Linked DNA regions of Homo sapiens: all the other regions are linked to region 1. Evidence: read pairs that join two places in POLR2A ChIA-PET (ENCODE). Cell type or tissue: MCF 10A. All regions are shown on one strand.

Evidence for each region. ChIA-PET counts read pairs that join two places held together with the same protein. Peaks named below come from ENCODE experiments on the same cell type or tissue, not always from the same donor. Only the 100,000 strongest peaks of a DNase experiment are listed, where the experiment ranks them.
Region 2: POLR2A ChIA-PET joins it to region 1 with 5 read pairs; 4 of 35 experiments call an interaction of 5 or more read pairs at or near these places.
Region 3: POLR2A ChIA-PET joins it to region 1 with 5 read pairs; 5 of 35 experiments call an interaction of 5 or more read pairs at or near these places.

What each region holds. Positions count from the first base shown.
Region 1 is chr6:35,708,287-35,712,286 of GRCh38, reverse strand. It overlaps a transcript of FKBP5 not described here. Among named protein-coding and RNA genes, the nearest start is that of FKBP5, 21 kb to the right of the region's middle. In MCF 10A, no CTCF peak of the experiment used is centred here; a DNase peak (open chromatin) is centred at 1,866.
Region 2 is chr6:35,301,171-35,305,170 of GRCh38, reverse strand. The region is part of intron 1 of DEF6 (DEF6 guanine nucleotide exchange factor); the gene reads right to left. Among named protein-coding and RNA genes, the nearest start is that of DEF6, 5.4 kb to the right of the region's middle. RefSeq lists enhancers at 1,787-1,986, 1,985-2,279, 2,187-2,316. In MCF 10A, no CTCF peak of the experiment used is centred here; DNase peaks (open chromatin) are centred at 2,130 and 2,400.
Region 3 is chr6:35,644,710-35,648,709 of GRCh38, reverse strand. The region is part of intron 1 of FKBP5 (FKBP prolyl isomerase 5); the gene reads left to right. Among named protein-coding and RNA genes, the nearest start is that of MIR5690, 18 kb to the left of the region's middle. In MCF 10A, no CTCF peak of the experiment used is centred here; no DNase peak of the experiment used is centred here.

The DNA of each region.
Region 1 (4,000 bases):
TAGAAATTCCAGGTGACAGGCTTAATTCACTTTGGCGCAGGGGATAAAGGGAAAAAAGAGAGCGGGTAACAAACAATTATTCGCAAGCTATTTTCTAGAAAATACAGAGAGGCCAGGTGTGGCTCATGCCTATAATCCCAGCACTTTGGGAGGCTGAGGCGGGAGGATTGCTTGAGCCCAGAAGTTTGAGGCCAGCCTGGGCGACATAGGGACACGCTGTTTCTACTTTTTTTTTTTTTTTTTTAATTAGCCCAGTGCGATTGTACACACCTGTAGTCCCAGCAACTTGGGAGGCTTAAGTAGGAGGATCATGAGCCAGGAGTTCAAGGTTACAGTGAACTATGATTGCACCACTGCACTCTAGCCTGGGCGATAGAGCGAGACTGTCTCAAAAAACAAAAACAAAAAAACAGACAGAAGTAGAAACATAATGTACCAGACTAGTAAGTACACACACACACTGTGTGTTTTAAATCAACTTTACATGCGCATAATTTACTTATGATAAAATGCACCCATTTAAGTGTACAGTTTGATGAGTTTTGACAAATGTTTACCTGTGTAATGTCTATCACAATATAGATTAATTCCTCCACTCTAAAAGCTTCCCTGTTTCTTTTTCTTTTCTTTCTTTCCTTTCCTCTCCTCTCCTCTCCTCTCCTTTTTTTTGAAGTGGAGTCTTGCTCTGTTGCCCAGGCTGGAGCACAGTGGCACGGCCTCAGCTCACTGTAGCCTTCACCTCCCGGGTTCGAGCAATTCTCCTGCCTCAGCCTCCTGAGTAGCTGGGATTACAGGCACCCGCCACCAAGCCCAGCTAATTTTTGTATTTTTAGTAGAGACAGGGTTTCACCATGTTGGCCAGGCTGGTCTTGAACTCCTGACCTCAGGTGATGCACCCACCTTGGCCTCCCAAACTGTTAGGATTACAGCATGACCCACAGCTCCCGGCCTTCTTTTTTTTTTTTTTTTCTTTTGAGACAGGGACTTTGTCGCCCAGGCTGGAGTGCAGTGGCGAGATCATGGCTCACTGCAGCCTCAACTTCCCAGACTCAAGTGATCCTCTCACTTCAGCCTCCCAAGTAGCTGGGACTACAGGTGCGAGCCACCACTCTTGGCTTTTTTTTCTTTTTGTAGAAACAGAGTTTCACCATGTTGCCCAAGCTGGTCTTGACTTCGCGGACTCAAGCCATCTGCCTACCTCAGCCTCCCAAAGTGATGGGATTACGGGCATGAGCCACTGCACTGGCTGTGTTTGTTTCTTTTTGCAATCAATCGCTACCTGGCCCAAGCAAGGGCCCATCCCTACCCGGTCCAGTCTGCTTTCTACCAGTATAGATTAGATTTATATTTTCTAGAATTTTACATAAATGGAGTCACACAGTATATACTCTTTTGTATCTTGGCTTCTTTTGCTCAACTTAATGTTTATAAGATTTGTTCGTGTTTTTGCACATATTAAGTAGTGTGTTCCTTTTTATTGCTGTATTGTATTCCACTAGATGGTTATACCATAGTTTGTTTATTCATTCTCCTGTTGATGGACATTATGGTTGTTTGTCATTTTGGGCTATTATGAAAAAGTTGCTGTGAACACTCTTCTACAGCTCCTTTTGAGGACACATGTTTTTATTTGTCTTGGGAGCAGAATTGCTGAGTCGTATGGCAAATGTGTGTATGCTTAACTTCAAAAGAAAACTGCTAAACTGTGTTCCAAAGTGACTGTATGTTCTCACCAGCAAAGTATGACAGTTCCAACTGTTCCACATTTTGACCAGCTCTTGGTATCATTGGCTTTTTATTTTTCACACCTTTTTTTTTTTGAGACAAGATCTCACTCTGTAGCGCAGGTTGGAGTGTAGTTGTGCAATCATGACTCACTATAGCCTCAACCTCCCTGGGCTCAGGTGATCCTCCCACTGAGTAGCTGGAACTGCAGGCACACCACCATGCCCAGTTAATTGTTTTATGTTTTGTAGAGACTGGGTTTCCTATGTTGTCCAGGCTGGTCTCGAACTCCTGGGCTCAAGCAATCCTCCTACCTCAGCCTCCCAAAGAGCTGGGATTACAGGCATGAACCACTGCGCCCAGCCCTATGTTTTGCACTTCTGGTTAGGTGCAGAGGATCTCTCGCTGAAGCACACAGATGCTGCCCTGCTACCTTTTCTGAAGCTACTCTTCCTGCCCCTTGTTCTTCCACAACTGCTCTGAGCATCCTTCTGTTTCTGCATGTGCTAGGATCATTTCCTGGAATTCTCATCTTTTGGGCCTTAGCACAAATGTTGCCTCCTCAGAGGTCTTCCCTCACTACCCTCTCTAATGGAATTCTCAAGACTTTTTATCGCATTACCCTGTTTGTCCCGTGAGAACATCAGCTCCATGAACAAACATCTCTTGTCTGTTTTTTTTTTTACCTAAAAGCAGTGCTTTAAAGATCATAGATGCACAATATATATTGCTGAATGGACTTGCAAGTCTAAAGTGTATGTTCAACATATTGACCTTTGGGGTCCTGGGAATGAAAGCGTTTGCATGACATCAAATCAGAAATATTTAAAGCATAAGTTATTTTTATTGTCTGGGACTGTTCTATTTTGCATGTAAATATCTTAAAATCCTGCAAATATAGAAAACAAGAAAGAAAAGAAAAAACAACCATAGTTTCATCAAACTATGTTGATTTCTAAAAAATCAAATTGTTATGGTTTAGAAATACAAATCATTTTTTAATTAGTTTAAAACTGATTTTTAAAAGTTCACTTTTGAATAAGTTATATTTGCACATGGTGAAAAATTCAAACAGTATATACTTCTGGAAAATGTTGCCCATATGCGAACATAGTTATATCTTTCTGCACTTTTTTCCAAAAATAGTATCATACTGTATGCATTGCTTGCACCTTGCTTTTGCATTTAACAATTTATCTTAGAAATCATTCCACATCATTATATGTGATATGGTTTGGACCCAGTAGGAGGTAATTGAATCATGGGGGCAGGTCTTTCCCATGCTGTTCTCATAATAGTGAATAAGTCTCACGAGATCCAATGGTTCTATAAGGGGGAGTTTTCCCGTGCAAGCACTCTTCGCCTGCCAATATCCACGTAAGATGTGATTTGCTCCTCCTTGCCTTCCATCATGATTGTGAGGCCTCCCCAGCTATGCAGAACTGTAAGTCCAATTAAACTTCTTTCTTTAGTAACTTGCCCAGTCTCAGGTATGTCTTTATCAGCAGCGTGAAAACAGACTAATATAATATCTATCAGTTAAGATTAGGTTTGGCTGCTAGTGAAAGAAAATTAAAAATATCAGTGTCTTGCAAAATTAGACATTGATTTCTCTCTCTAATGAAGTCCAAAGGTAAGTGGCCAGGCAATACCAGGATTCCATAATTATCAGGGACCTAGGATCCTTCTGTCATTTTTATGCCATCTTCAACATGGGGCTTCTACCTCATGTTTCAATATGGCTGTCTGAGCTCCTGCCATTACATCTGCATCTATCCAGCAAAACAAACAAACAAACAAACAAAAACATTAACAAGAACACAGGGGCACACCTACCAGCAAAGGAGGCTGGGAAATTTATTCTTTATTCCAAATAGCCATATACCCAGCTCAAAAATCAGAGGGGAAGAGAAGAATGGATACTGGGGCACAACTAACAATCTCTGTTACAAGTATACATAGATTTGCCTCATTAAAAAAAAAAATGCTATATAGAATTCCATTGTACAAGGCCAGGCGCAATGGCTCATGCTTGTAATCCCAGCACTTTGGGAGGCCAAGGTGGGTAGATCACCTGAGGTCAGGAGTTTGAGACCAGCCTGGCCAACATGGTGAAAGCCCACCTCTACTATATATACAAAAATTACCCAGGCGTGGTGGTGCACACCCATCCCAGCTACTCAGGAGGCTGAGGCAGGAGAATCTCTTGAACCTGAGAGGTGGAGGTTGCAATGAGCTGAGATCACACCACTGCACTCCAGCCTGGGTGACAGAG
Region 2 (4,000 bases), 410 kb after region 1:
CTGTCTGGAAAAAAAAAAAAAAAATTCTTTTTTTTCATAGAGATGAGTTCCCATTATATTGCCCAGGCCATGGTGGCTCATACCTGTAATCCCAATGCTTTAGGAGGCCGAGGCAGGAAGAGCCCTCCTGGGCTCAAGAGATCCTCCTGCCTCGGCCTCCTAAAGTGTTGGGATTACAAGTATGAGCTACCACAGCGCAGCCCCGAATTTCTTCATTAACATTATATTCTTCTGTGTGTTTTCTTTTTTTAAACCAGGAGAATATATTGTCTTTAGGATAAAATTTAAAACAATAGGGATGAAAAAGGGTGCCATTAACCCAGTTATTAATTTGCCCTATTAAGTTGCTCTATAATAATATTCTTTTGCTGTTCACTGTTTGTGTGAGCATTTCTGGGTGTTCTACATTCCTTGAGGGCAGCAATGACTCTAATCTCAACCTTGACTCCAAAGATAGTATAATGTCCCCCATTCACTGAATGTTTCTGACTGACTCCTAAAGTCTAACTCAAATGCTCCAATGGTTTCCCATAATTTTCAGAGTAAAAGTTCGAGTCCTTCCACAGGCCTCCAGGCCCCATGTGACCTGGCCTGCTGCACCTTCTCTGACCTCATCCCTCTTGTTTACTTGCCTCCAGCCATTCTGCCTTCTTAATGTTCCTCCAGCAGGTCAGGCATATTCTTGCCCAAGGGCCTTTGCACTTACTGTTCCTGCAGCCTGGAATATTTCTCTCCAGGTCACTGCATGGCTCAAACCCTTTCCTCCTCCCTGTTTTTACTTAGATGACACCTTCTCAGGGAATATATATTCCCTGACCAGGTGGAATATCCTCTGATCACCTTATCTTTTGAGACTGGGTCTCACTCTGTTGCCCAGGCTGAAGTGTAGTGGCACAATCACAGCTCACTGCAGCCTCGACCGCCCTGGCTCAGGTGATCTTCCCATATCAGCCTCCTGAGTAGCTGGAACTGTAGGCGTGCGCCATCACACCCGGCTAATTTTTGTGTGTATATGTGTGTGTGTGTTTTCTTTTTTTTGCAATGTAGTTTTGCTCTTGTGCCCAGGCTGGAGTGCAATGGTGTGATCTCAGTTCCCTGTAACCTCTGCCTCCCGGGTTCAAGCAATTCTCCTGCCTCAGCCTCCTGAGTAGCTGGGATTACAGGTGCCTGCCACCAACATCCAGCTAATTTTTGTATTTTTAGTAGAGATGGGGTTTCAACATGTTGGCCAGGCTGGTCTCGAACCCCTGACTTAGGTGATCCACCCGCCTCGGCCTCCCAAAGTGCTGGGATTACAGGCAAGAGCCACCGTGCTGGGCCTAATTTTTCTATCTTTTGTAGGGACGGGCTTTCACTATGTTGCCCAGGTTGGTCTTGAATTCCTGGGCTGAAGCGATCCACCCGCCTCAGCCTCCCAAAGTGCTGAGATTACAGGTGTGAGCTACCCTGCCCGGCCTGATCACCTTATTTAAACCTGTAACCCAATCCTGCCTGACCTCCATGATCCCTACCCATTTCTGCTTTATTTTCTTCCATGTCATGTATCATCTTTCATCATATTGTACATTTCATTTAGTTTATTATCTGCCTCCTCTGACTAGAATGTCAGCACCACAAGGGTAGAAACATTTGCGTTTTTTTCACTGTGGTATCACGGGGCCTGGCACCTAATGGATGCTCATTAAGTATCTCTTGAATGAACTTAAACACTTCATGGGAAGAAGCAGACAAAATACAAAAGCCAGACAGAGATTGACTAAATCCCAGTGAGCATATTAACCTTACTGGGCTTCAGTTTTCATCTCTCTAAAAAGGGAGTCTTAGGAGAGGACCTATGAATGCCCTCCCCGACCCAGGACAGAACCTGCCACATAACAGCACAGTTATTTGAGCTTAGTTCTGTCGCCCTGTACTGTCCCTAAGACCTGCACCTCACCTGCACTTTTGCCATTGGATCCTGAAGAACCCAGGGCAGAGACTCTGACCCCCGCGTGCTGTCAGATAGTAGGACAAGGAAGAATTAAATGCCCAGACACTCAGGGCCTCTCTCCAGAGAGCTGGGCCGACCTCAGACTGTCAGCTTCCTGTGCCTGGGTGCGGTAGGGGTTGGGGGTGGAGAGAGGGTGTGACTAGGGGAGGGGTCATGCTGCAAAGGAAATGGCAGTGACAGAGGAGTTGTGAGCAGGAGCTCACTTGCAGATCTCCATCAGTCCTCAGCCCTGGATCAGGGGACTCTCATTATCCTCATTTTAGAGATGAGGAAATCAAGGCTCAGAGAGAGGAAGCGTCTTGCCCAAGGTCTGACTCCAAAGCCCTGCTCTTGATCTCTACAGTGCACTGGCCCTGGCTGAGCACCACAATCACCCAGAGAACTGGTGAAACTGAAACATGCCCGCCCAGCCCAGACCTACTGACTCAGAGTTTCCAGGGGTGGGGTCCAGGTGTATTTTTCACAAGTTGCCATTTGGGTTTCCTCAGAGAGGACTCCCACAGTCTCCACAAACCCAGGGAGCCTCTGGCCTCTGAGTTGGCAGTCACTGACCTTTGAGATGCTTCATCTATTCACTCTTTCCTCTGGAGGCATGTAGGGGAGTAGTTCTCCTCTCAGGACTTGGGGGATCCTCTAAAACTCAAGTGTGGGGATTGGGGATCCTAAAAACTCAAGTGTGGGTGTCAGGTCCATGTTGGCAACAGTCAGCAAGAACTGATTCTGTAGTTTCCAGCCTTCAGGATCCCCAGGGTTTGGGAATCCATAAAAGCACCCAGCAATGATTTCAGAAAGAATTCTCTCCTAAATTGACTTTTTTTTTTTAAGAAAGAATCTCACTCTATTGCCCAGGCTGGAATGCAGTGGTATAACCATGGCTCACTGAAGCCTTGACCTCTCGGGCTCAAGCGATCCTTCCACCTCAGCCTCCAGAGTAGCAGGAACTATAGGCAGGAGCCATCATGCCTAATTTTTTTCATTTTTTGTAGAGTTGGGGTCTTGCTATGCTGCCAGGGCTGGTCTCAAACTCCTGGACTCAAGTGATTCTCTTGCCATGGCCTCCCAAAGTGCTGGGATTACAGATGTGAGCCACCTTGCCCAGCAAGGTCTTTAAATGAATCTAGGTTCCAAGTGATCCTTTTAAAAGACACAGATCCAGCCAGGTGCAGTAGCTCACGCCTGTAATCCCAGCACTTTGGGAGGCCAAGGCAGGTGGATCACCTGAGGTCAGGAGTTCAAGACCAGCCTGGCCAACATGGCAAAACCCCGGCTCTACTAAAAATACAAAAATTAGCTGGGCGTGGTGGTGGGCACCTGTGATTCCAGCTACTTGGGAGGCTGAGGCAGGAGAATCACTTGAACCTGGGAGGTGGAGGTTGCAGTGAGCTGAGATTGCACCACTATACTCCAACCTGGGTGACAGAGCAAGACTCTGTCTTAAAAAAAAAAAAAAAAAGACACAGCTCCTTTTAAGAGTTACCAAATGTATTCTAGTGGGTTACTAGAAAAGCATAACTACTATCATGGAGGAACACTGGAAATTTTAAAAGGTGGGAATCTTTGGATTAGCTGTGTCACCTGCTGAGAGCAAGAAGGGGCTGTAGGGGTTGGGTGTGGGCATCAAAGGAGACAGAGGCCCAGTTAAGGGAAAGGAGAGGCTGCATCATAGACCAATTTTACCTACTTGAGGTACAGAATTTATTCTTTAGTTTTGTAGGACAGCTTGGTGATCAACCCCCTGGTTTATAGATGAGAAACTGAAGATGGACAGTGACTTGCTTAAAGTCACCCAGATGGGGAGCAGTACGGATCCAAGCCTGCGTGGTTCTGAGTCAAGTGCTCTGCACATCATTAAATCATCCTCCCCTCCCTACCCACAAATCCTAGCCTGGGGAGACCAGTAGCACACAGGGGTCAGGACAAAGCTAATGATCCTAGCCAGCCAGCAGGTTTTTGGACTGGAGCTGTTCTTAACTTTTCCTCCACTAAGGAGAAGGTGGTTGTCCCTCTCCA
Region 3 (4,000 bases), 64 kb after region 1:
CCCAAATTGCTAGGATTACAGGCTTGAGCCACCTCACCTGGCCACTAAATTCTTTTAAAAATCTCTTGAGCACACTAAATGATATATTGAATATAGCTGATGACCAAATGGTGTTGTAAAAATTCCATCAGGCCAGGTGTGGTGGCTCACTCTTAATAATCCTAGCACTTTGAGAGGACGAAGTGGGAGGATCACTTGAGCCCAGGATCACTTCAAGACCAGCCTGGGCAACATAGTGAGACCCTGTCTCTTCTGAAAAAAATAATAAAAAAAAAACATTAGGTGTGGTGGCACATGTCTATAGTTTGAACTACTAGGGTGGCTGAAGGGGAGGATTGCTTGAGCCCAGGAATTCAAGGCTGCAGTGAGCTATGACGGTACCACTGCACTCCAGCCTGGGCAACAGAGCAAGACCCTGTCTCTTAAGAGACAATAAGAAATAAATAAAAATTCCATCAAAGAATTTCTCTTAGGGTATAAAGCCAGAGACAAAGATGAAAAATGGGAGAAATGTCCAGTGGTTCTCAACCATGTCTGACTGCACATTAGGATCATCTAACATGGTTTTTGAAAACACCATTACCCTGGCCCCACCACAGACCAATTAAATCCAGACTCTCTGGGCTGGAGTCCAGACATCAGTAGCTTTTTTAAGCTCCTCAGGTGATTCTGTTGTTTAGCCCAGGTTTAGAAAAATACTTAAGAAACCTGAAGAATAATACCAAAATGTCCGAAGTCTATCTAATAATACTTCTAGAAGTAGAGGACAGAGACATCAAAGGAAAAGAAATAATGCTAGAAAATTTTTCTGGAGATTCTGCAAAGACTTGTCTTCAGCAGTTAAGGGCCAGAATATCAAGGCCCCTGCAGGAATTAAGGAAAGAAGACAAGTACCTTGACATATCCTTTCGATGGGTCTGAACTCCAAAAATAAGGATTATTATGTCTTCCAGAGAAGAAAAGATGGGAGCCACAGTGTGCACTCTGGAAGGAAAGAAACCTACCTGGCCTAACTGATCCAAACACAGTTTCTGCTTTTTCCCCCAGATGCTGCTCTCCAGTGCATTCCCCTAGCTCACTCCTGCTTTCTGGGGCTGACCCCAGACCTAGAGCTTCTCCAGGCTCCCTGGGAAGAGCTGCTCTTAACAGTTGGTGTTTGGGAGGCAACTTTCTCTTCTTTGCTCTCTCCTTCGGTCTGACCTCATCTGCTGTGTAGTGTTCAGAAATTCCCCCAAAGTTCTGGTTCAGTTAGGAACATGTCTTGTTTTCCACCTCAGAGTTTTGCAGATTTTAAAAACTTTTTCTTGTCATCCCAGCATCTTCCTGGGGAGAGGAAGTTGATGACTTAGTCCTGTCGTTCAACCTTTTTGAGGCCAAATAGGGTAAAATCATATTAAGGGGAATAATCCTGTATTCAGGTTCATCCTTTAGTATATAATGGTAACATTTGGATAGTCTAATATTTTCTGGGGTTTTTTTGTTTGTTTTAATATAATCCTTTGCTTTCTGCTTACTTGAAAACAGTAATTTATCCAACTCAGCACTCAGAGTCAGGGGAAGTGTGGTCTCTTAGCTTTGTTTTCTTCAGTAATTATTTGTTCCGAGAAGAAAAATAAGTTTACCAAAGAAATATCTTTCTGAAAACTCTCCTGTTAGTAGCATAATCTGAGGCAAGACACTGATATTTTAACAAAGAGAACAATACAGTAATTTACATAATATACATAGGGAATTGGTAGATATGGCTTTAAAATGACTTCTCATTTGGGGGACCTGATAGTTTAGTTATGTTAACTGAAATTTTTAGTACACTGTTGATAAAATATTAAGTGTATTCTCATTTTTCTGTTATGTCTCAGGTGTTTGCTGACTAGCACTTTGGAGAGTGTATGCTTATCTGCCATGTCCATAACAGAACGAACTGTGTTCCCTTTCTGATGCATTGGGTAGCAATTTTCCGCCTTTGGACAGTTCAGCACAGTAAGCTTTATCATAGATTAATATCCATAGCTACATAGTGATTTTAAATCCAGAATAAATCTAGGGTGAGGGAAAGAAGAAAAGTCTCTCTTATAAAAATGGTGAAACTGTCTCAGTGTGTCATTACAGTTTTTAGGAATTGTCTGTCCTTACTGTCTTTTTTATATAACATTCAATCAAGGAAAAAGTTTTATTTGTTTTGTTAGCTTACAAAAACCTATACTCCTAATGGCTTAACTGGAATTAAGGGGAAATACTTGGAAAATTCAGTTTATGTCTTTATTCTTCCAGCTTTATCTGCTTTTGAAAGTTCAAAAGTTTGTTTTCTTGTTGTTTTTATCTTTGTGTTTTAATTATTCATAGTACTTCTCTTCATATGGACTCAGTACTACTGACAAGAGCCATCCTCTGAGATTACTAAGATGACTTGCATCCCTTGAAGTGTTGGAGCCAAAACATGAAGAGCTAATTCCTTTATCAAATGGGATTTAGAAAGCTAGTAAATCAGCTTATACAGGTTGCCTATTTACTCGAATTTAAACAAGCCATTGTTTTCAAAATAGCAAGGTGAGAACCAAAAGAAAATGTTTCTTTTTTTCCTCTCTCTTTTTTTTGAGAAAGAGTCTTGCTCTGTCACCCAGGCTAGAGTGCAGTGGCATGACCTCGGCTCACTGCAACTTCTGCCTCCCAGGTTCAAGTGATTCTTGTGCCTCAGCCACCCGAGTAGCTGGGATTACAGGCGTGTGCCACCACGCCTGGCTAATTTTTGTATTTTTAGTAGAGACGGGGTTTCATCATGTTGGCCAGGCTGGTCTCAAACTCCTGGCCTCAAGTGATCCCACCCGCCTCAGCCTCCCAAAGTGTTGAGATTACAGGCGTAAGCCACTGTTCCCAGCCTGAAAACATTTCTTCATTGACAGTATTTTCATTTAAAAATTTAGCTGAACTCCAAATGATGAACATTCAAAAGAAAGCATTGTCTTTGGATGATTTGAAAGCAAGTGGCAGATATCATGACACCTCACCCCTAAATACTACAGCATGTGTCTCCTATGAACAAGGATATTACTCTGCATAAAACCATAATACTATATCACATTCCAAAAGGCTGACATATAGTAGTAATAAGCTAATATGCAGTCTCCTGTTCCAAGTTCTTATATTTTGTCCCCTAATCCAGGATCCAGCCAAGGATCACTGATTACACTTGGTTGTCATATCTCTATAGTCTCCTTTAATCTGGAACAGACCTCCCGTCTCTCCCTCTCTCTCTTTCTCTCTCTTTTTTTATCTTTTAAGAGATGGGGTCTCACCCTTCGGCCCAGGCTGGAGTACAGTGGCATGATCACAGTTCACTGCAGTCTCAAACTCCTGAGCTCAATCAATAGTCCTTCCATCTCAGCCACCTGAGTAGTTGGGACTACAGGTGCACGCCACCTTTTTGGTTCTTTATGTTGTTAACATTTTTTCAGGAGTGTAGGCCAATGGTCTTGTAGAGTGCTCCACAATCTGTTTTTGTCTTTTCTTCCTGGTTAGTTTCAGGTTAAACATTTTTGATAGGGATAGCACATAGGTGATAGCACATCTAAATCACATCACTACATCATATTAGGAGACAGAGTAATAGCACTTTTTTTCATTATTGGTGATGCAGAGTTTGGTTATGATGCAGATCATTTGTTAAAGTGTTATCAGTCAGATTGTTTTACTTGAAAGGTCTTTTTCCTTTTTTAATAATAAGTAATCTGTGGGGTACTTTCCCAATAACCTCTCACCTGGTGGTTTTCATTTGTTCAGTGCTTTACACCCAGAGATCTATTGATGGATGTCAGCATCTCTGTGAATCCCCAGGAAATTTTTTTGTGTGCATATATTTTCCCAGGCATACAGTCCAGGACCCTCCAAATATTTAAGAGATCTTTTCCCTCTGTTATCAAGGTGCCTTTTACAAGTTTCTGTGCATCACAGAAGCATATTATAAGCAGTGGGTTTCTAGAAGCTGGGAACCAATCCCGTTCTT